Linked DNA regions of Homo sapiens: all the other regions are linked to region 2. The links are chromatin loops, found by intact Hi-C in ENCODE. Cell type or tissue: endothelial cell of umbilical vein. All regions are shown on one strand.

Region 1 (8,000 bases), 440 kb after region 2:
TGCCATAACATGAAAGTATTTCATTAGTGTGGCAGTTTGCAAAAAAATGGTCACAAATTCTTCCTATCCCAGTATGCACACCCCTTCGCAGTGTGACTTTGCAGCTTCTCACATCCAGTGGTGGAGTCTATTTTTTCACCCCTTTAATCTTGGCTTATTCATGTGATGTTCTTTGGCCAATGAGATATTTAGCAAATGTGATGTAAACTCCTTTTGCTTTTTAGGACTTCTGTAACAAATTGCTACAAACGTCACAATTTAAAACTAGAGAAATTTATTCTCTTGCAGTTTTAGAGGCTAGAAGTCCAAAAGTCAAGATGTCCACATGGCCACGTTCCCTCTTAAAGCTGTTAGGGACAATTCATTCGTTGCCTCTTTCCGCTTCTGGTTGTTGGCATTCCTTGGCTTGTGGGTGCAAAACTCTACTGTCTGTCTTCATCTTCACATGAGTGAAGATGTGAAGATGTATCTTCTCCTTTGTGTGTCTTCTCTTCTGTGTCAAATCTCTCTCTGACTTTCTCTTATAATGACATGCACAGGGCCTATCTGGATAATTTAGGAAGATCTCATGTTGATATCTTTAATTTAATTACACCTGCCAAGGCCCTTTGTCCAAACAAGATAATATTCACTGGTTCTGGAGGTAAGGATATGGACATATCCTTATGGGGACAGCCATTCGATCTACTATACAAGCAAAAACTTTGAAAGGACTTGGCCTTTTCAAGTGGCTTTGTTCTCTTGCAATTCTTAAGAATCCTGAAACTGCCACTGTGTAGCGGAACATCAGGTGGACTACAAGACGATGACAGGCACATGGCCAAGTCATCCCAGTGGCCCTAGCTGATACCCAGCCAATATCTAGGAGCGTGAGTGAAGGCAGGCTAGACTACCCAGCCTCGCTTAGCCACCATCTGCCTATAGAGATGAGCAGAGCTGGTCCAGACAATTTATAGAACCATGAGAAATAATAAATGTTTATTTGAAGTCACTAAGTTTGGAGATGATTTGCTCTGCAAAAGCTGACTGATTCAATTTGCCTTTTATCATTGTTTAAATTTTGTCTTCATTTCTCCTCTTTTTGAAATGGAGCCCGCATCTCCTTCTCACACCTCTCATATGGAGAAGGTGATCTAAGAACCTCATGTGTTTTTTCTTTTTTATTTTCAGTGCTTAGAATGCAACTTAAGCCTTGCTGATTCTGATTGAGTTATTTGTTTCAAACTTCTCTAACTTCACTCTGGCTTCCATCCCAAACATTGAATAGATTGAACCCTTTTTAGGGTGAGCATTTTCCTAAGCATGTTCTCACCTTCTTATCTGAATACATCACACTAGACCACTCTACTATCCTTCAAAAGATTAGACTTGTGATTTGAGGCACCATCTATTTGAAAATAACCCAATTTTATGGTGGCTGAGAAACAGGCACCCCTGCCAAGGCTGTTTTTATAGCAATGGGTACCTGGAGCTGTGGGAACCTCCCTGTCACACCAGGATGGGCAAATAGCTACAGTTATTCTTCTATTCATTTAGAAGTGGTAGGATACTTCTGTTGGAAATAGGGGTTACAGTGACTGGGGAGAAGAAAGGCAGAGAGAGGAAGTGAATGGAAAAAGAATCACCAAATTGTCCAGGAGAAAAATTTTCTGGTAGGGCCTTCAGTCAGGTTACAGAGCAACCAAGGGCTGAGAAGAGGTAGATGAGTAAGAACCAGCCTCAACAGGTAAGCTGCTGTATGAACAGGAACCTGTGTGCCTCTCCACCTCCTCATTTCACATTTCTCTTTCCCATTCCTCCTCCTGACTGGTTGCTCCCCCATCTGATCTCTCAGTCAATGGCACCACCATTCAAATAATGGCTGAAGAGTCATCCTTGAACCCTCTCTCTTTAGCCTCTCACACCCCAACACCAATTCTTGTTTCTACCTTCAAAACGTATCCACATTTCTCCTTTTTTAGACTACCATATCTCACCAACCTAGATCAAGCCACCATGCTCCTCATCTGGACCCCTGAATGGCCTTGCAACTGGTTTCTCTGCCTCTGTTCACAATTCTCTTCAATCTGTTCTCCACAAAGCAGCAGAATGGGCTTAAAAAGTAAATCAGATTATGATAGCCTCCTGTTCACTATCTTTTAGAGGCATCCCTTTGCCCATAGGGAAAAAATTCAATTTCTTACCTTTCCTGACTCCTGTGTGATTGGGCTCTTGCCTTTCTCTCAATCTCTCTACCACTCACCCTGTGTTCAACATGTTACACAGTCAGTGGTTGTGGCATTCTCTGAATATGTGAAGACTCTCCTACCTTTGGAATTGTCCTTTTGCTGGGAGTATTTTACTGTCATCTCTTGAAATGGCACTTAGTCTCATCACAGAATTATAGCTCAGATATCACCTATTCAGGGCAATCTTTCTACCTCTCATAAAGTGGGCAGACCAGTTAGTTCCTAGTCAACATCCATCCTGTTCATTTCATTCTTAGATATATTAAATACCTGTAACTATCTGAATTTCTTTATATGTGTATAATTAATTATCTGTTTTTCATCTGTCATTCCATACAAGAATAAACTTTACAAAGGCAGGGACTTTGCCTTGTTTCCTGCTATGCTACTGGAGCCCAACATAACATCTAGCATATAAGAGGTAGCCGGTAAATACTTGTAGCAGGAATCAAAAGGCTAATTTAACTCATAGGAAAACCATCCCTATTTTATAGACATGGAAAGTGGTCCATAGATGTAAGCAGATTTGTCTAAGGTCATAGAGTTTGTACAAGGACTTTCTTACTGCACACCGATCCCCAGACCTGTAGAAGTATGGCTTGGGATTTTTCTTTTCTTTCCTGCATATCCAGTGCTATAGATCTAATGCTGGTGATTTATTTCTCTCTCCTTTAAAGTAAAAATGCAATTGGATATTTGCTTATTACTCAGCCTGAAAGGATGTAATCATCGTCCTATTCATGTTGTAAAATCACATTTCTTTAACAGTAACTCCTTGAAGGCATGAAAATGAAATATATTTCCTTAGCATAATGTTTTTCTTCTGTGACTTCTGAGTTTAAAGTAATGATTTCTCTGTGTGTGATTTGAACAAATATTCTTCATGTAGATAATCTGAGTAATCAAGCACATAGAAAAATTCTTATACCTTTCAAATATATCTGAAAAAATTTCTAGTAGAAGTTATTCAGAAGTTATTCTACTAGAAATTTCTACCAAAGCATCAGTTTGGAACAGTATGTTTTTTAAACAGATTGATGAGGCTATGGTACCTGGAACTGTTAGATTCCGGAAAACTAGAGACCAAATAAGAAGAAGCTGATGTAGAGGGGAAACATAGTGCATATGAATACGGATATATATGTAAATAAAGGGATGCTTGGAATTTCCTCTCCTGTTTGAAGTCCCTTTCTCTAAATTTTAAAGACTTGCTTCATCGAGCTTCTAAGAACTGCTTTTACAGGCTAGGAATAGGGAGTGAAAGGACAAATTGTTTTGAGACAAAGAAGACAGAGTGATGTGTATAGGAATGCTCTGTGTCAGCCAGTGACGCAATGAGAGAATGACCGCCCTATAGGCAGACGCTCCATAGAGATCTAACAAAAGCAATGAAATACGTCTTTATGTTGCAGAAGGTAGAGAATACAAAATATATCTGAAGAGTCCTGGGAGAGAATCCATTTCTGCTGCCTCAGTAGCACTCAGAGAAATAAAACACAAATTTTCAGTTCTATATCATAATATCAGGTCATTTAGATAATTTAAAGGAATTCCAGTTAACAGCAGATTTGAGGCTCAGGTTGTAATCAAATAGAAGTAACACAAAAGATTCATGGGTACAGTAGTGCAGTCTTACATGTTAAGTATAAAATGCCAGCTCTAACTGTACAGTAATTTTAAAACTGGTATTGTGTAGTAAGTTTAAAACTATGTGTTGCAAAATCTTTTTTGTTGTTGTTGTTTTTCCAAGGAAAAAAGTTTAGGTCTTAATTTTTGGGCAATGGGACAGGGTGGTGTTTTTGAGCTTGTGGTGACTGGCTTAGACTAGAGTTTTATGGAAATCAGTCCAACATCCCTGACATATTTTGTATGATCTACACATAAGACAGTATAGCATGTTTATAAGTCATTTCTTCTAAGTCAGTATTCCATATTCCATAAAAATATCCTATATTTGTGTACTTTGCATATTTATACCACTCTCAAGTAAATTCCTTGAGGAGAAAGAGCTCTAGAAAATATCATTGAATTTCCTTATATGAAAAAAACATTACAAAATGTACATTTCTTCACTTAAATGTATACTCACAAGTTTATGACTAATAGGCTTAACTTTTCCATAGAAAAAAATTAAGATTATTATATTTTATGATATGAATTTGAGCTGGAAGAATGAATTTTCTTAACATATAGTCATCTGAGGGATATCATTCTTTAATAGCACTGCATATTAAATTTTACAAAGTGTTCTTAAGTGAAAAAACAATGTCCAGTGGCTGGCAAATGCTGAAATCATTCCAAATAATTGTGTGGCCTAGGTAATTTAAATTGTAGTGAGGAATTATCATCATTCGCAATCTACTTAAAAGCACAGCTTTCTTACTGTAAGTATGGGTTATAAAATAACTTTTTTAAAATAAATATGTTTAATCCAATGGGGGAAAAATGCTCCATGCTTTGCTAAGCATTTTTGCCTTTTTTCCTCTTGCCATTGGACAGCTCAGACTATTTGTACAATAGCAAAAAAGACCACTAGGGGGCAATACAGTAATTGTTTTGCTCCATCTCACTGCTATGTAGGCTTCCTTAGTGAAAAAAGATTGCTGTTTCTTCTAAATTTGAAACCACATTTTAATATATGGAAGGAAAAAGGCTGTATTTCATTTTAAACTTACAATGAATAAATCACATAAGACAAATGCAAGTCAGATTTTCTCCTGAAGGGAGCAAAAGCCTGTCTTCCTTCAGCAGACAAATCAGTTTTACCTAGTTGGCACATTTGAGGATATTTTATATTTAGAATTTGTCAGCCTTTGAGACAGATCTCAAGGAATAAAGGATATTGTTAATAAAAATCTCAAAAATGATATACATTTAATAAGTTTCAAAACGTACTGGTAAAAACTTACTTTTTTTCTATACCCAAAGTAAAAGTGTAAAAATCATTTAACTTCCCCACTGAGTAAATATTCTGTAATAAACTTAAGCATTAAAGCGATTAATTTTTGGAGACAATTACTGCCATTATTTTCACTGTTATTACTTTGCACCCACATACCACTTTGTAAAGGAGTTATTTTTATTACTAATTATTCTTTTCAGCAATTTGATGAGTGGAGTCTCTATTCTAATTCATTTCTCTCTCCCTGAATCGGCTGAATATTAGCTACTATGCCAGGCACTGAAGATTTGTTTCCTACATAAATAAAGAATAAGCAAACTCTCTTCTTTTAAGGATTTCAAAAAGATTTAGGCAAGTAGATTTTTCCTCTTGGTTTTTGTTCTCCTGTTTGCTGACTTCATGTGATTTTTTCCTTCCAATATATTTTCCTGTCATCAGAAGATATTTAACATTACCACAGTGATGAAAAAGTTAAGCCTTGTTGTTAAAGTCTTAGGGATAAAGATTTATAAAATTAAATTCAATAACTCTCTAGGTGTCTGTACAGAAATGAAAACATTTAGGAAGATTGCAGGGAGTTTTGCCTTAATTCATGGTCCATTTCCCAAAGATCCATCTTAACAATCCTTTCTTGCATGAGGGTAGTGAAGAAAGGGAATACAGCTGTTCTGTCTTCGAACATCTCTACGGCTTAGCTGGCTCATCTATTAAAGAAATAATAAGAAACTAAAAAATTAAGATGGTGCTGCTCTCTATGGACGCTTAAAGTGCTTTGAAAGATTGCTTACACTAGACCTCTTTTCCCAGGCTTGGTTTTTACTCTAAACACTTGTTTATTTTATAAACTTGTTATCGGCAAGGTGTAACAGAAATCAGAGTGACATTACTGTGCTGGGCAACGGCAGAAAGAGGAAGAGCCCGCAGAGATTAATTTTTAAGAGCTTCTGTGAAGTTCACGGGCAATACACTTCCAGGATCCAGTTCAGAGAAACAACACTTGCTCTTTTCAAGTCCATAACTGGGTCCCATCCTCATCCCAGCATATACCTTCCCTTGATGGCTCCAGGGAGAAGCAGGCTGTGAACAGGACAGGTGAAGGGGAGGAGCTGAGAAGGGAAACATACATTCTATCCTCCAAAGTACTATTGAGGAACTTTTCCATCTTTCAAGCATCCAGAAGGAGGGAAGAAGGAATGAACTTACCTCACCTGATTTCACACTGAAATCCCTGAGTATTAGCTTACCTCCATTTTTCTGGATATATAATTAACACTTGCCTACTGATTTTCTAGTATTAAAGGCAATAATAATTAGCAAATTTATTCATTAGTGTTAGGTTTTACCTTTACACTGTCATAATACATTATATATATATATGTAGGCATATATACACATATATGTGTATACCTATATAAAGCATTATATAGCATCTACCTATATAAAGCATTATGTTAGTTAATTATATTTGCATATGTCTATGCGTTCATTACCCTAGTTCAGAAGGGAAAATATGCCTGAATTAACAATGATGGAATATGTAAATCCATAATACTATCTTCTGTTGTAGAACCTGCTCTTAAATCATATTTTCCCCAAATGGCAGTTTTTAATAAGTTATTATTAATGAGGTACCTTTAATTAAAATAAGGATGATAGACAACGATTCACTGATAAACATTTTTGAGCATCTGCCATGCGCCAGGAACTCTGTGAGGCTCTGGAAATGCAAACACATTGCTTGCCTTTTTGAGGCTTAGAGTCATCTGCTTAAGTTATCATTTTGGCCAGATAAAGATGATCATCATTAATGAATAGTTTTCTTTACATTTAGGATAATCATCCAAGTTCAGCCTTCAGAATTAACGAATGTACAAAATGACTTGACAAATCTTTTAATAGAACCAAGTTGGGAATGAAGGAATGAATGAATGAGTGAATGAATTGCTTTTTAAAAAGACACAAAGTTGCTATAAAGAGTATTAGTGCAATCTAACATCAATGTGGGCTGATTACTTTGCAGTTATTATAAAAGTTTTTAAAGTAAGTCAGCTTTGGTCACAAGTTTATTCAATTACATGCTGGTTATTTATAATTTCTATTTATATAAAATCATACTTTAAAATGAACACCCTGATGCAATTTTAAAATTTAATTCAAGCAAAAGTAGGTTAAGTAATACGTCAACTCTTTTTACAAACTCTCAGGAGAAGACTTTTATTCACATTCTTTCTACAGCTGACATAAATCTCCCGGGCCTAGCGAAGGGCCAGATGCTCAGTCAAAAGCCTTTTACAAGGTCTGCTTCGTAGCCTGCAGTTTTGGACATAAAATGAAGATCAGGGGAAGAACACTTCCTAAGGTTGAAAAACCATACTGTCACTTTATACTTTCTTCCAAAGACATTACTCATTTTTACCTTGGGAATATATAAGCAATCTCACCCAACATTATCAAAGGCAGTGCATAAATATTGACGACAAATGAGGCTAACTTCATCCCTACAACTGTGTCATATTTCCAAAATGAATAAGGGATATATGCATCTTTTTAAAAGGAATCTTGTACATAACACCATTCCTCTCTTTGCCACAGTTCTCCTCTGCCCTCTGTGCACATTTGCTGATTGTATTGATGTGAGAGGGAACTGCAAGCACTGGAGATGGAAGAATGGTCCCCTGAAGGCCAGTGCAGCGGTGGTAGAGAGCTGGTGATTTAGAACTTACAAATCTGACTTGAAAAAAGGCTACGGTATCCCAGATTTCCCTATCTCTATCAAAGTGGCCCTTATCCAGAAATTCAGATTATGACATCTGTCTATTGCATTTACTGGAAAACAAATGATCATTTGTATAATATTTACCTATATCATG
Region 2 (8,000 bases):
TAGAGGCTGCAGTGAGCCAAGATCATGTCACTGCACTCCAGTCTGGGCAACAGAGCAAGACTGTGTCTCAAAAAAAAAAGGTATTAGATACCTAAAGTATAAAACAAATAAAAATAAATATCAGAGAATCTATTTTGATATAAATAAATGATTGAATAAATTAATAAATGAGGAGAAGAGACAAATCTCCCATGCAGAAGATTCCAAATTATTTCCATTGATACTCCACCCTCTAGGAGGTGGCATAACTCCCCACTCCTTAAGTGTGGGCAATGCATAGTTTTTTCCTTGCAAAGACTATAGTTATACAAAGGGGGAAAAGCACAAAACCTCACAATGAAGAAACCTGACAAACACTGCCTTAGCCAGGTGATCAAGGTCAACATCAATAGTAATAAATCATATTAATAGTATGCATGTACCCTTATATGTATATCTCCTTGCTGTGATGTGGTAACAACGACAGTTTACCTCTGTTATTTTCCTTCCAATACTCATAATCTCCACATCTAATTATGAGGAAATCATCAGACAAACTCCAATAGAAAAACATCCTACAAAAATACCTGGCCAGTACTTTTGAAAAATTGTGAAAATGATCAAAAACAAGAAAAGTCCAAAAAGTCATTACAACTAAAAAAAGCCAAAGGGGAAATGACGACTTAAGGTAATATAGTACTTTAGATGGATCCTTGGAGAGAAATAAGACATCAGATAAAAAGTAAGGAAACATGAATAAAGTAGGAACTTTAGACAATATGTAAATATTGGCTCATTAATTGTAACAAATATACTAATGTAAAGTGTTAACAATTTGGGAAACTGGTGCAAAGTATATGGGAACTCTTTGTACCATCTTTTCAAATCTAAACTATTCTATAAAATAAAGTCAATTTTTTAAAAGTACACAAGAAGAAAGTTGATGATACTAATTAAAACCTATTTAACTGATTATTTCAGTTTTTATTTTTTTATTTACTAGCTATCTATCAAACTTAGCACCTGAAGAAAAGGGCTAGTGGAGCAGATCAATTTTGAAAAGAAATAGAAATTGGCAAAGTTGAGAGCTGGGAACGTCACCCAGGTGAGAAAACAGTGGGTGATATGGTTGAGAAGAGTTGTGGAGAGAAACAAAGATAGACTAAGGAGTACTGAGAGAGAGGAAGGAGGTGCTGAGTGGATCTTGGAAAGAAAGGAGTCCATGCAGGGAAGGGGGCCTGGGTGGGGGAAGCCCAGCCAGAGGTCGCACAGAGGGGAGAAGCTGGGGCTTGTGAAAGTCAAAGCTCTCCCTTTTCCTGAAATCTTACATTTAAAACTAAACCTACAAATGGAGGGTTGAGGGATGTTAATAATAAATCACTACATTCTTACTACAATAATTTCTCTTCCAGCTCAGCTATACTTGATTTTTATCTGAACCGGACTATAATCCCCATCTGAATGAAATCTAGGCCAGACCTTCAGTCTTTCTCTGCTTTCATTTCTCAGCCTTCAGTGGGACAGATCCAGGTTTTAAGTGGTCTGAAATGTATATAATTTACAAATATGAATTTAGATGTATAAATCAATTTTTATTTAAAACATGAAAGGAAATTATAATACACAACACATTTGGAAAAAAACTATCAAAAAAGGGACAATAAATATGTTATTTTTTCTGGCACATTTCTACATGCTTTGCCACAGATGAATTTATGACTCTGTGCATGGTGAACCTTGCTGCTTCTCCACTACCCACCGCTTTCTGGTGCTGGAGGTGGAGGACATATGCTCTTCATGATATGAATCCTGGCCAAGCAACTTTGTGTCAGCATAGTGAGTGTAGGAGTACCCCAGGATGGCTGGCAATAACTATACACAGAAGTAACTACAAACCACAAAAACATATTCCTCTAAGTCCGGATGAACTCAATTTCCCCTCAACTAGATCTTAGAAATACCCATGGCCACTCCAATTGCACCTGACACAGGATAAGAGGGACAAAGGGGAAGTCAGAGTGGACAGAACCAAGGTTTATAATAGATTGCAGTTAAAAATCTTACTTTTGGCCAGGCACAATGGCTCACACCTGTAATCCCAACACTTTGGGAGGCTGAGGCAGGTGGATCACTCGAGGTCAGGAGTTCAAGACCAGCCTGGCCAACATGGTGAAACCCCATCTCTACTAAAAATATAAAATTAGAGCGGCATGGTGGCGGGTGCCTGTAAGCCCAGGTACTTGGGAGGCTAAGTCAGGAGAATCACTGGAACGCAGGAGGTAGAGGTTGCAGTGAGCCGAGATTGCACCACTGCACTCCAGCCTGGGCAGCAAGAGTGAAAGTCCATGTCAAAAAAAAAAAATCTTACTTTTGCAGACATATGAAATGTGTTTTAATTGCCAGAGCACTTCCCAGAGCCTTGTTCTGGCTCCAAACTTTTAGCTTCATTACCCGCAACAGTGAATTTGCCTCTATGCACCCAGTAGTATCCACTGCATATGAGTATGATTTCAGGAAGCTGTGAAAAGGCTGAGCCTACCAATTTGTTCATCCTTTTTTTTTAATGAGGTAATCAGAAATTGTAGCAGAGATCTGTTTTAATCTTTATATATTGAGGTAATATTTATAACTGATAATATACATACATGTAATGGCTTTGCTCAATAAACACTAAATAAGAGTGTGTTTGTTTGTTTGTTTGTTTGTTTGTTTGTTTTTGAGATGGAGTCTCACTCTGTCACCCAGGCTGGAGTGCAGTGGCACCATCTCAGCTCACTGCAACCTCTACCTCCCAGGTTCAAGTGATTCTCCTGTCTCAACCTCCCAAGTAGCTGGGATTACAGGCACCTGACACCATGCCCAGCCAGTTTTTGTATTTTTAGTAGAGACGGGGTTTTGCCATGTTGGTCAGGCTGGTCTCAATCTCCTGACCTCAGGCGACCTCCCAAAGTGTTGGAATTACAGGCATGAGCCACTGCACCCGGCCATAAGAGTGTTTAAAAAAATTTAATTAGGAGGTCATTGGGCTGAGGTGATTCTAGCACCTTGGGTTCCTGTGTAAGCAAACTCAAACCCAATTCAGTATAAACGGTAAAATAAAACTTTAACTAACCCAGAAATCACCAACTAACCTCTAGCTAGGACTTTCCAGGGGAATGAGTTGAGCGAGGCTACCTCTCCCCAAATGTTTCCTTTGCCTTGCTCCCTCATTCACCTTATAAAAGTACCTTTGCCTTTATTGGAGTCCCCAAACCACTTGCAGTCTGGAAGTACCCAGATCCATGGATCACTAAATGCTCAAATAAAGTCTTTAATAGAGTTTTTAATGCTTTAATGTGCCTCAGTTTACCTTTCCACAAGTGCAAAATAAAATATTGGCCTACGTCAATGAGTTCATGGCTGTGCCACCTGTGCAGTCATATGGGGCCACTGTGCTCAGAAGGGCCCTGCATTTGATTTAAGATTCTTTTGTTGCCATCTTGAAATTCCTTAAAATTTTTGAACAAAGGGGCTTGCATTTTCATGGTGCATTGAGCACACCACTGCAAATTTTGTAGTTGGTTCTGATTGTGAATTCTACTGTGGTATTTGTGGAAAGAGCTTTTTGGTGTTTATCAACATTACTCTGTCAGAAAAATAAGAGTAAATGTTTATCAGATAAAGTCTTGTCATATTTCTTGATCATTAACTATTTAAGCTTGCTATGCAAATCGTATCTATACTGTCATTTGTGCTAAAACAGCAAACCACCAACAAATGCCTACATGCATAAGATGGCACTGCACTCAGCAACCTGTCTGAGAGATGGAACAAATTGAAGATTCCCAATGCTCAGGTGATTCCCTGCTGTTCCAGAAGCTCTTGATTACACATATGCTGAACTTGGTTTACAACAGATAGAGCTTATGTAAGGAGGAATTGAAGGCATTTTACACTTCTGTATATTTTTGTCTGAGGTAAATTTACATATTTTATACCAGTAACTCTTGGAGAAAAGGTGTCTGTGATATTAGAAGTCAAAACACTAAATGTTTTTACATTCAGCACCTCTAACCCTGATGTTTTTCAACTTATTCAAAGCCAACTTCATCCTCTTCTTCAATATTCTTTTCCTCTAATAGAAATATCATGTACACATATCAAGTCTGTTTTCCAAAAGAAAACATCTATTCTTTTGTTTTCGATAAGAAATTACTGCACCTCCAATTGAAATGTCAAATAGTCCTAAAGAATTAAGCAAAATGATTTTTCTTCTAATTTGCATGTTACAACATGAATTTTAGGTTAACTTGTAATCTCAAATGTATATTCTAACTTTCCATTAACTTCAGTTGGAAATGTATGCAAAATTTATTTGAAGAGAAAATGGCACCAGAGGTTGATAAACATTTCAAGGATAAAGGTACAATTAAAATGTTCAGTGAGATCCATATCTGCATTATTAAAATGATGTTACATGCACATCAAGGTTACACAGTGATTTTTCTTAGTATCTGAGGACAAACTTCATAGTGTAATAAGTGGAGGTTGTTCTACTGCCTATTTTCTGCAGAGTAAGTGTCTCCTGGGTTTACAAAGCATGAGTCAAATATTGATGCTATTGCTTGTATATCTCACCAGATGGCGCTAGGAGCATCTATAATAGCTGAACATCACACACTAGCGTACTGAAACGTCAGAATTTCCTTAAATTGAAGAATATTTCATTTCTGAAAGAAAAAAATATTTAAAATTACTTGTGAACAATTTTGTCTACCTATTTATACATAGACAAATTCACATCTCTCAAAGTTTTTTTAAAAATCACATAATTCCATTGGAAATAGTGTACTTTTTACCTTATTTAATCATTGCCATTTTTTCAGAACTGGTTTTCCTTCTTTGCTTAGGAACATCTCTGATGATTATTCTGCTCCTGTAGCATTCTGCCAAGCTGCAATGGCTGCATCTGTAGTACCATAAAAGCTTTTTCCCCAAAACATGTGTAAACATCTGCAGGAAAATTAGAAATTGTGGCTGATGGAAGGTAAAATGCCTTATCTAATGTCAGATAAACAAACATGCCTTATCTAATTACCACATTGAATCCAAGTTTTCAGCCTACATAATCAGGGGTCATTAAATTATAGTTTTTCTGACTCTAAGACTCATTATATGAAGCAACCGTTGAAGTGGGTTGGATAATTGTGGCTTCAAATAAATAAAGTGGAATCCTTTATTTTGCTGATGTTGGGAAACAGCTTCTAATTTCCAAACTCCTGGCCCTCTGTTAAATAGCTGAAATTTTTTAGTATACAATTTCCACTAGTGTATAGGAGAAATTTTTTTCCCTACCCACTTATTATTTCACGAAGATGTCAAGGTTATGGATAAAGTGAATATGCAACTAGACGTCCACAAGGCTGGAGTGGACTCTCCCTTAGTATGGGTAGAAGGGTAGAACTGAAACTCACAGACAGCCCGGAGGAGGACAGAGACAGACCTACACAGGTGAGTCCAGAGAGGTGTTCAAGAAGGCAATAAGAAGTTTAACAATTGCTTGAAGTTTGCAATTAGACCAGATGCACTCTCTCTCATAGGTGGCTCCAGGAACTTTTTTCACAATACCTTGAAGACAAATCTTTTGGGACACACATATGTCCTTATTTATTAGCACTCATTGATGTTTTGCACAGAACTGCCTTGTAAGAAGATCCTTCCTGATTAAATGTACCAAATAATTAAAATTTTATTTTGGTTTTCAACTTTGTTTTGATTCAACTCTTCATTTATCTCTCTATTTTGCTTAATCTGAATGCTGGTTTATGCAAAAATTTTCCAAACAGCATTGAGTTTGATTTCTGGGAAAAAAAATCTGAAATTTTGGAACGATAAGACATAATTTGTAACATTCAATAGGTTTTATACGAGTACAAGGCATAGATGTGTGTTTGTCTTAATGAGTTCTAAAATTCACAGAATATTAAAAATTCACAGAATGTTTACTAATTTCTGAAGAATTATCATCACTGAAGGCATGTAAGATGTTAGGAAAGCATAAAACTCTATCAGTTACTAGGTGTGTGATGCTGAGTGAGATATTAACACCACCAAGCCTCAGTTCCTTATCTCTAAAATGGAGATAATGCCTACCTCACCAGGTTGCTGAAAGGATCAAATAAATGTAAATGTCTAGCCCAAGTCTGTCACTTATTGGAAGATCAGCCAATATGATTTCCTTCCTTTCCTAAACTCTCCTGCTCAGTCAGAGTAACTGGGGTTTTCTTAAAAATGGAGAGGCATGCAGTAAGTAAGACATGTTTAAAAATAATAAAACAGCATTTATTTTGTAAATAGGCAAACTTGCTGTAACTGAGCAGTAAAAATTGCTTTTAAAAATGTGTAATTGCCTATCTCTGAAGTAGAAATTATCCACAGAATATATTATTATCTGTCAAAGTCTTGTTTGATGGTTCTTTATTGCTTTGTTTCTTTTACTTGTCTGGAAAGTAGAAAGAAAAGGGAATGCAACTCTCACTAGCACCCAATCACTGATGCCGCCCAGGGAATTATTCTCAGTACTGTTGAAGACAAAATGCATGAGACAATTGAGAAGGTGATATTATTCCAGCTAGTGCCATAGGGAGAGTCCCACAGATCAGAAAATTACAGTGTCTCTGCAGAGTGGATTTGCCTTAAGGCATTTACAGGAAAGAGTAGACAAATTGCAGGTGTGGGGATTCCCAGCTGTATTGTTTTGCAATCAGAAGAGGTCTCTGTTATTTAAGTGGGCAGAAAATGTTTATTTCTGTGTCTTGCTAGTTCAAAAACAAACAGTTGTAACCTTAGCTAATCATTCATGAGATAAAGAATAGACGTTTGTAATTTGTAATCCCAGCACTTTGGGAGGCTGAGGTGGGCAGGTCACTTGAGTCCAGAAGTTCAAGACCAGCCTGGCCAACATGGTGAAACCCCATCTCTACTAAAACTACAAAAATTAGCTGGGTGTGGTGGGGTGCACCTGTAATCTCAGCTACTAGGGAGGCTGAGGCAGGAGAATTGCTTGGACCTGGGAGGCAGAGGTTGCAGTGAGCTGAGATTATGCCACTGCACTCCAGCCTGAATGACAGAGTGAGACTCCATCTCCAAAAAAAAAAAAAAAAAAGGAATAATGGGACATTGGGTAGAGGCAAAGGGAAGGGGGAATTTATACCTGGCTTTGTCAGCAGGTTCAAACAAAGGTGAAAAGTGTGTGTTTGGCCTTGTCACAGGTAAACAAGAAAGCCATTTACAAGCCTGATGGGGGTCACAAGAAAGAATGGACAGTGAGTGCTATGTGAGTCACATGGAGAAGGGTGATTCATTTCCTTAAGCTGTTTTTCAGAACACAAAACGGTGAGGCATTTCTGAAAACAAAAAGTTGGTGAGATTTCTTAACCACAACTATTTTCTGAAAGCATGAGGCTCTGGAAAAGTTCAACATTGTTAGTCCTCTTTCCCTTTTGATCAAGACAGATAAATTTCATTCACTGTTGCACAAGTCAAAGGTGGCCATAAATCTCCTGAGTGAGGTGAACCAGGGTAAAAGAACTATGCTTGCGAGGACTCTTAATGACATGATGTCTTCAAAATTAATTAAATCACCCATCAAAAAATAAAATTACAATGTATTTAGTTTAAATTTATAATTGACTTTTATTTTCAATTCTAGAATCAGGGAACACCTCATTCTATAAAATAGAGTGAGTGTTCAAATGAACTGAATGGAGGAGGTTAGATTTATAGAATGAAAAGAGCCAAAGGAAACAAAAAGAGAGAATAAAAAACAGACTCATCCTTTCAACGTTACTTTCCTTATAGGGTTCAAACAGAGGAGGCATCCTTATTATGCTGACTCAGGTACTAGAATCTGCTGGGGGTTTTTTTTGGAAAACTGACCTGTTGGAAAGTTCAGTTTGATTATGTGGCACTTAGCCCAAGTAACTCCATTATAATTTGGTCTTGTCTGCTAGGGCCTAACACAGGAAACTAGTCCAAAATAA
Region 3 (8,000 bases), 740 kb after region 2:
AATTCTTTCCCTTCTTAATTCTTTCCTCTTTGTTTTAGTACTATTATCTGCAGTTGCTTCAAAGAGCAACAACTTCATAGCATTTTGAAATCAAATGAAGGACATTTCTCTGCAGAGGTTATTTGTTATGTGAAAGTCTTCAGTATGTCTGTGGGATGTACAGTTAATTACTTGTTGGTGATTTCCTTGAGCATTAAAGTGATTTCTCATTTTTTTCCTTAGTACAAAATACCTCTTCATTTATCACAAAAATCTATACATTGAGATTGTCCAATAACTACATTGAATACTCTGAGCTAAATTTAGGCCATGAGCAAATATAAATTTAAAATAGTATTTGTCAATTAGAAGACATTCCGAGTATGCGTGTGTACGTGTGTGTGTGTGTGTGTGTGTGTGTGTGTGAATCTGTGTCTGTGTGTGAGCTACAGCTGTTGATATTTTGCTTTTTATCACCAGGTTCCAGTACAATGGTCAGATATGGTCACTTTGAAAGCCAGGATGACAAATTATGGATTACCTAGATATCGGTGGCTTACTCATGCTTGGAATTTTTTTCAGAGAGAGGTAAGTGCTACAATTTCTGAGGTAGAGAGAGTGAAGTAAGTGGTGCACCTTCAAACCAGATGTTTAAAGCTTTAGCTTTGGTAATTTCCTCTGTGCTGAAAAATTAAGCCTGTGATTCAGTAACCTCTGGTGCAATTATTTCTTGAAAAATATCTTAGGTAACTTCATGGCCTGCTTTTCTTCCCATGTATACCATTTCCCCTTTATTTCACATGGTTCACATATATTTAAGAACATCTGAAAAGCCATTTTGCTAAATTATTGTGAAGTTTTCTTTTTATGAGAGTTAACTTGATAAATATCCAAGTTCCAGACAAATAGATTTTTTCATGACTTTTAGAGCTCTCAATATTTTAAACATAATTTTAGTTTTAAAAAAAATGATTGTTCTCATTTGGGACTTTGAAGTCAGTATATCATTAATGGCATGATCTGTTCAGAAAGACCTTGGTTAAAATCATAGCTGTGCTGCTTGCTATTAAGTGAGCTTCTATAATTTACATAACTCCCTTAAGTCCTGGTTTTCTCACCTTTAAAATAGTGATAATAAAAATACCTCTCTCTTCAGGTTGTTAAGAAGATTAAATGATGCGATTTCATTTAGCCTATGGTTATTAACAATAACATTACAAAGTATAGGTGCGTTTAGCATTTCTTACCTAACCGCCATGTAGCACTGCACCCAACCATCTTCTCAAGTGGGGACTGTATTCAGATGTTTAAAATTTGGTGACTTGGAGTTAACCATTGATCTTGCTTCAAACCAAGCTCTTCTTCCAAGCAGTTTCCTTGTGATTGAAGTGACATTCCCAGATGGATAAGTATTTCAGTTTCCTTTAATTTATCTTAGTGCTAGGCCGCAAAGCATTTGAGAATTAGTGTCTTACGTGATAGATAGCAAGATCTCTGCTCACTTACTTTGTCCTGGATATGGGCAGAGGTTCAAGTCCAGGACAATCTCCAAATCTGGCTGTGTACAACTGTTGAGATGGTAAAAATTATCATTGTAACACAGATTTCCTGTTTATTTAAGTGCTTCCTAACTTTGTTTATTTATTGTATATTTGTGCTAAAAACAACACAAAGAGAAAATAAGCATTAGGAAATTTATAGTAAGTTATGTCAGCTACTGTCCTGAGTAGATGCTGCCCAGAGCTCGTTATTTTCTGGAATTTGTGATGTAGACAGTGATAATCCAGGTTAAAAAACAAAGTGAGTTTTTTTCTGATGGAAGCTGCACCTAGATGGACAATGTACAAGTACTGCAAATGATAGCACACTTATTTTTAGATTTGTTACATGGTAAGTTTCCTCCTCCATTATCATAAGACTATTTTATGTAAATGGAGATGGTGAAGACTTCTGAGAACCTGAGGTTTTTAAAATCCCTTATATCCCTTATATTAGTTTGCAATGACTGCTTGCGGATGGCCATCTTCTCCCTGTGTCTTCACTATGTCTTCCATATATATATTAAATATATATATATATTTAAATACCCTCTCCTAATAAGTACATCAGTCATACTGGATTAGGGCCCACCCTAATGACCTTATTTTAACTCAACAATCTCTATAAACTCTATCTCCAAATACAGTCACATTCTAAGGTACTGGGAGGTAGAATTTCAACATATGCATTTGGGTGGGGGACCCAATTCTAGAATAACCTGTATTGCAGAAAGCAACTTTATCAGGTGCCAGTCTCCTTTGCTCCTCATTCAGTGCAATTCTATGCACATACCGCAACTTAGCGGACTCTCACTTAAGCCCCAGTGACGTTTGTTTAATACGTTTTTAGAATACTAACTTTAAAAAATGTGTTTATTTATTTATTTTAACATAGTAGTTGGAGCATAGGCTTTGGAATAGACTGTGCCACACTCTGGCCTGTAACTTTAGCAAGCTACTTGACTGTCAAAGGCCTCAGTTTACTCATATGTAAAATGGATGGTATTTTCTAGAGCTTGACACATTAGCAAGAGTAGTACTATCTCACAATATGATATTAAAGTAGACAGGAAAATGACAAGGAGATGTAGACCACAGTAATATGTTGGTATGATGTTGGGCTTACTTAAAGGAGTTTTCAGAAAAAGTTTCAGAATAAATTCATTATCTTCTGTTGAAGAAGGACAATTATATACAAATGCTTTCTAAAATAAAAGTAAGTTCAGCACTGAGCATCGTATACTTATAATGAGAAAGAACATTATATACTTATATTTGAGAAAGTCATTTATGTAGAATATCTTATTTCCTGACAAAGCCATATAAATAGGCTGTTCCTTGCTGGATGGAGCTAGAGAGTTCCAAGAACTGTTCTGTCATCAACACAGAAAGGACTCATGTCATTAGCAAAGGAGACAAATGGATTTTCTTTGAGTGCAAGAATTTAAAAAGATGGACTTGGAAAGTTAACCTTTCCTTGTTTATGATTTTTATGAAGTGAAGTCTTTATACTACATATATTATTTAAGGATATTTAATGTCTTATGTAAAATATGTGACATCAAATTATTGACTAAATTTGTGATGTTTATAGTATACTCATGACTTTGAGAGCAAGTTTAAAAAGGAAAAATATATATAAAGTATTTTTTAAGTTTCTCAAAATTTCAGTATTACCCATAGCTTTCAGTAATTCGTCATTTATAATACTCTTAAGATGATTTTTTTTTCTGTTTAAAAATCAGACATTTAGGCCAGTGTAACAACGCAAAATACTTTGTGGTATTTTCATTGTTTCCTTTTGCATGAGAAGTTCGGAATTCTTCAAAGTTAATTTTAGTTAAATTTTGAAATGGTGGGGGATTGTGATATTTTATGATGCAATGTCAAACCTGGACATAGATTGATCTGTTGGACTGCATAATTTGCATAGCCAGTCACTCTTGGCAAAGTTCTCAGTGACTGCCCATAGTCCTTGTTTCTGGCTAGAGGGGAAAGAGCAACCTCCTTCTCCACTCAAGGACAGAAAATTATTCATCATAGTTAATTGTTCTGAATCTAATCTATAGAGGTCCTTAAGCAGTGTTTCCAAACCTTGATCAGAGACAGTTTTTGCTAATCTTTGGAGAAATAAGATAAAAAAGTAAAAATGTCAGTATAGTTTTTCTTAAATCCAATTTTATTCAAGCTAAAGGCACACACACCATTTCTTCTGAGATTATGGTAATAGAATATGAACATTTATTTCAAGAATCTTACTCAGTTGAATAAACACCAGTTGGCCAGACCTATGTTTATTTCTTAAAGTTTTTGGATATTTTACTAGCTAAGGAATCGATGTCTGCTAACTTTTTGTGATGTGGGCTTTGGTCAACACATGTTTTTACAAAGATTACAGAAACTTTTAATATAATATTTGAATATGTTGGGCAATAGAAAAATTTGATTAACTGGCCTTTGGTGGTTAGAGGTTTAATGATTAAAGTGTCACCTACTTGGGTTTGTTAGTGTGTATGTTCAATCTGTTGCTATGTATAGTCACTTGTAGATGAGCTTACAGTTAGGGAGTGAGTCTCAGTCATGCCTGATTTGTTTTTATGTGTTATGGGCATTATTACTCAGAATACTTCCATTATGCAATCGTTAGCCATGGTGTTCCTTTACTACATTTCTATCATCAACATAGACTGTACATATATCATTAGGTGATGACAGATATAGCTCTGGGTACAAAAATTTTAAAAAACTGATGTTTAATCTCCTATAAGTTAAGAAAATATTTTTGTGGTTTCTGAGGCTGACTAGTGATTTTTTTTGCAGTTTAAGTGCTGTGGAGTAGTATATTTCACTGACTGGTTGGAAATGACAGAGATGGACTGGCCCCCAGATTCCTGCTGTGTTAGAGAATTCCCAGGATGTTCCAAACAGGCCCACCAGGAAGATCTCAGTGACCTTTATCAAGAGGTGAGGCCATATATGGTTAATTTATTATGGATAAATGTTTTCTTAGGAATAACTTTAAAGAATCAACAATATGCCAATGAAATTTTCCTTCTCTGTCTAAATGTAAAAGGCCTTAAAATTTTTCTCTAATATGGGGAGAAGCAGAAGAAAGCTAAAAAACAATATAAAAATCTAAACATTAATCACATTTTAATAAAGGGAAGTGGGAAAGACCAGGTTTTGTAATTAATTGGATTTTGAACTGTTTTGTTTTGAATCAAGTTCCTACTGCTTGGGGATCCTTTGAAACAGACACAGGCAGAGTATGTAGCTAACACTGGATGTGCAAGAAGCAGAGGGTTTGGAGTTCCTGGACAGAATACGTATTTTAAGAGCCTCCACATAGACCACCAACACATAGAAGGGGAAAAAAAAGAACCTCTCCAAAGAAAATGCTACCATGCTACTCTCCAGCTCCCCCTGCTGGCTAATGATTAGTGATGTCAGTTTTAGTTCACTGATTAAGTTTTATGCTCAGTGGCGGTAAAGTCAATCCTCATGTGGCCAGGAAATTTACATACTTGTGTTTTCTGGGAGAATTGATCAGAATAATCAATTACTCCATTTTAGCAGAAGTTTTCCTATTCATTCATTTTTACTGATTATTTTCAGACTTTGTTAGCAGTAAAATTCTATTTTCAGATTAAAATCTAAGACTGCACTGTCCTCTACAGCAGCCAAATAGCTACGTGTGGCCATTTGAATTAAAATTAATTAAAATTAAAATATCTGTTCCTCTGTTGCACTAGCTACATCTCAAGTGCTCAACTGCCACTTGTGACTAGTGGCCCCTGTCCTGGACAATGCAGATGTAAGACATTTCTATCATCACATAAAGTTTTGTTAGGCAGTCTTTATCTAGAATGGAAATGTAAAATGTGAATCAGATAGAAAGGAAACTGCTTAGGCTAAGGGGTTGGGATCATTCCCCACATACACCTCTTGTCAAGTACCTGGTATCACAAGGCACTGCTCACACTATTCATAATATAACTCATGTATATATAGTAGGGCTATAAAGAATGAAAATTTAAAACAAAGCAACAGGATTTATAACACCTGCATTTTGATATATTTCAAGGTGGTTATCTTAGGAGGTTATGCTTTTTATTCCTAAGAATACTACCATTCAAAACATCTTTTAGACTCTCTGCCAAAGGCAGTTGTTGAGATGGGCAGTCAATTTATATTGTAAATTAATTAATTTGGATGTTGTAATTAATTAAAAGAATGCTGTACTACCTATACAAGTGATCCATTATATTCATAGATATGAGTAACTCTGGGCTGTTACTCATATCTCAGAAGACAAGAATATGTCACCATTTAAGGATATCCAAAATAAAGTGCTTTGGGCTCTGAAGGCATGCCCCAAAGGAGAGTGCCAAGTATTTTTTAGGAGTTTAAAAATTGTTATAATTTCCTAGAGCTGCCATAACAAAGTCCCACAAACTGAGTGGCTCTGACAACGTAAATTTATTGTCACAGTGTTCTGGAGGCTAACTCCAAGATTAAGGTGTCAGCAGGGTTGATTCCTTCTGAGGGCCATGAGGAGAAATCTATTTCATGCTTCTCCCCTAGCTTCTGGTGGTGTGCTGACAATTTTCCTGGTTCCTCGTCTTTTAGAAAAATCACCCTGATCTGTTTCATCTTCACATGGTGTTTTCCTTGTCTGTGTGTCTCCAAATTTTCCCATTTTATAAGAACAACAGTCATATTGGACAAGGGGCCCACTGTCCTCCAGTCGGACCTCATCTTAGTTACATCTGCAACAATCCTATGTTCCAATAAGATCACATTCTGAGGTACTAAGCTCTTTAACATACGAATTTTGGGAGGACATAATCCAACCAATCACAAGAATTATTCAAACAGTTGAATAATTCAGGCTTTTTATTTTAAAAGATGATCAGAATACTTTTTGTCATGCTCACACTGCTGAGAAGCATTATGTTTGGATGTTATTGTTTTATACATACTTTGTTTAGAAACATTTGGCTTTGAATGAAAAGGAATATACAAAATATAGTTTATTGAACAGAAAGTTGTTGTAGGTTAGTGTCTGTAGGTTCTTCAGTGATTATGGCACTGAACCTAGTTCTTTTGTTTTGGGTGAAAGCTGAATATTGGCTAGTGTCTGTAGTAGGAATCATCAACTAATAAATGCGGCAAACTCCTGCTTATTCCATAAAACGGAAAACAGTACTAATATTTCTGAGGTAGTATTACATATAAACATATTATGGATATTCAAATATACTATAACTTACTATTAGACATTAAAAGAACAGATGGCTACAGTATAGTTAGAAGTATAGATGTGTAAATTGAAACCTACCAAATTTCCTAGTGTGAATTGTCCATTTGTTAGTTTTTACTGGTAGCGAGTCAATATGGACAATTATTGGGCCACAACATTATGGTATAATTTGTATCTGCTTTAGTGATTAATACTGATGATATGATTATAACTACTATTGATCATGAGATCAACTTACCGGATCTTCCCATAAAGTCTGAATATGGACTAATTCTCTTCAGTTTTGCTTTATTTAGCTGAAGACTGTTCCACATTAAACATTTAATATAATTTTATTGTTGTAAAACTGCAATTCATCCTCACTGCTTTTCTTAGATTGTTTTCACTAATAATACTACTTTATAAAGGGATGCTTTACTTTTAGGATATCTATAATTGCTTGCTCCATGAATTTTGAAATTGAAACAAGCCATACTATTGTGCATGTGCAAGTTGATAGCCCAGATTATTTTGAAATTTGTTCATATTTTTATCTGAAGAATTTTAATAGCAAGCTGGCATTGTCAGCCATGAGATGTTCTTTAGACACAGACTTCCAGCTAAGATGGGGGCTTATTATATCAGAGTAACCTGCTTTTGCATTTTACAACTAATAACATATGCTGATATTGGTAATTATACAGTATGCAATTATATGTATAGTTGATTTACAAAAGAGGATCATTTAGTAGTTTTATGGCATAAGTACAATTAAATCCATAATTAAAAATAAGACATAATTCTACTTTGCCCTGGAGAACATATGTTTCCTAATTACGGTGTGTCCAGAGATCATTCAGTAGGAAGATGAGGGTTCCAAAAGGAGAAATAAGTGAGGAACAGCTGGAGGTATTTGGGATGTTTATTCAGAAGTTGAGAGCACTGAAGGGAGATAGTTGAGATGTGTTCAAATATTTCAAAGTTCATAATTCAGAACAGGAACTAGACTTACACGTTGTTGCTCCAAGGGCCAGAAGTTACAGGAAGGAAATTTTGAATCAATAGAAGGAAGACCTTGCTCATCAAAATCCATCCAATTGTGAGACAGGTTATCTTGTAAAATAATGAGTGTCTCATCACTAAAAATATTGAAGTCAAGGTCAGATAACCATGTCATTGGTAGTGTAGAATGGGTTTTTAAATTAAGAATGAATCCAGACTAGATGAACCGCAAGGTCTCT

Evidence for each region. Peaks named below come from ENCODE experiments on the same cell type or tissue, not always from the same donor. Only the 100,000 strongest peaks of a DNase experiment are listed, where the experiment ranks them.
Region 1: it touches region 2 in a loop (4-fold over the local background); 5 of 110 quality-filtered maps call a loop at or near these places.
Region 3: a loop joins it to region 2, with 2.1 times the contacts of the local background. A loop is called at or near these places in 4 of 110 quality-filtered maps.

What each region holds. Positions count from the first base shown.
Region 1 is chr7:121,104,873-121,112,872 of GRCh38, reverse strand. The region is part of intron 7 of CPED1 (cadherin like and PC-esterase domain containing 1); the gene reads right to left. Among named protein-coding and RNA genes, the nearest start is that of CPED1, 120 kb to the right of the region's middle. RefSeq lists a silencer at 4,799-4,848. In endothelial cell of umbilical vein, a CTCF peak has its summit at 4,761 (motif pointing right); a DNase peak (open chromatin) is centred at 4,772; H3K27me3 peaks cover 1,229 bases.
Region 2 is chr7:121,544,294-121,552,293 of GRCh38, reverse strand. No RefSeq gene overlaps it. Among named protein-coding and RNA genes, the nearest start is that of FAM3C, 150 kb to the right of the region's middle. RefSeq lists an enhancer at 6,792-7,991. In endothelial cell of umbilical vein, a CTCF peak has its summit at 4,602 (motif pointing right); DNase peaks (open chromatin) are centred at 4,613 and 7,383; H3K27ac peaks cover 1,407 bases.
Region 3 is chr7:120,803,030-120,811,029 of GRCh38, reverse strand. It overlaps TSPAN12 (tetraspanin 12), which reads left to right. Exons shown (of 8, transcript NM_012338.4): 6 at 460-567; 7 at 4,338-4,481. Among named protein-coding and RNA genes, the nearest start is that of TSPAN12, 51 kb to the left of the region's middle. RefSeq lists a silencer at 4,927-4,976. In endothelial cell of umbilical vein, a CTCF peak has its summit at 4,949 (motif pointing left); a DNase peak (open chromatin) is centred at 4,929.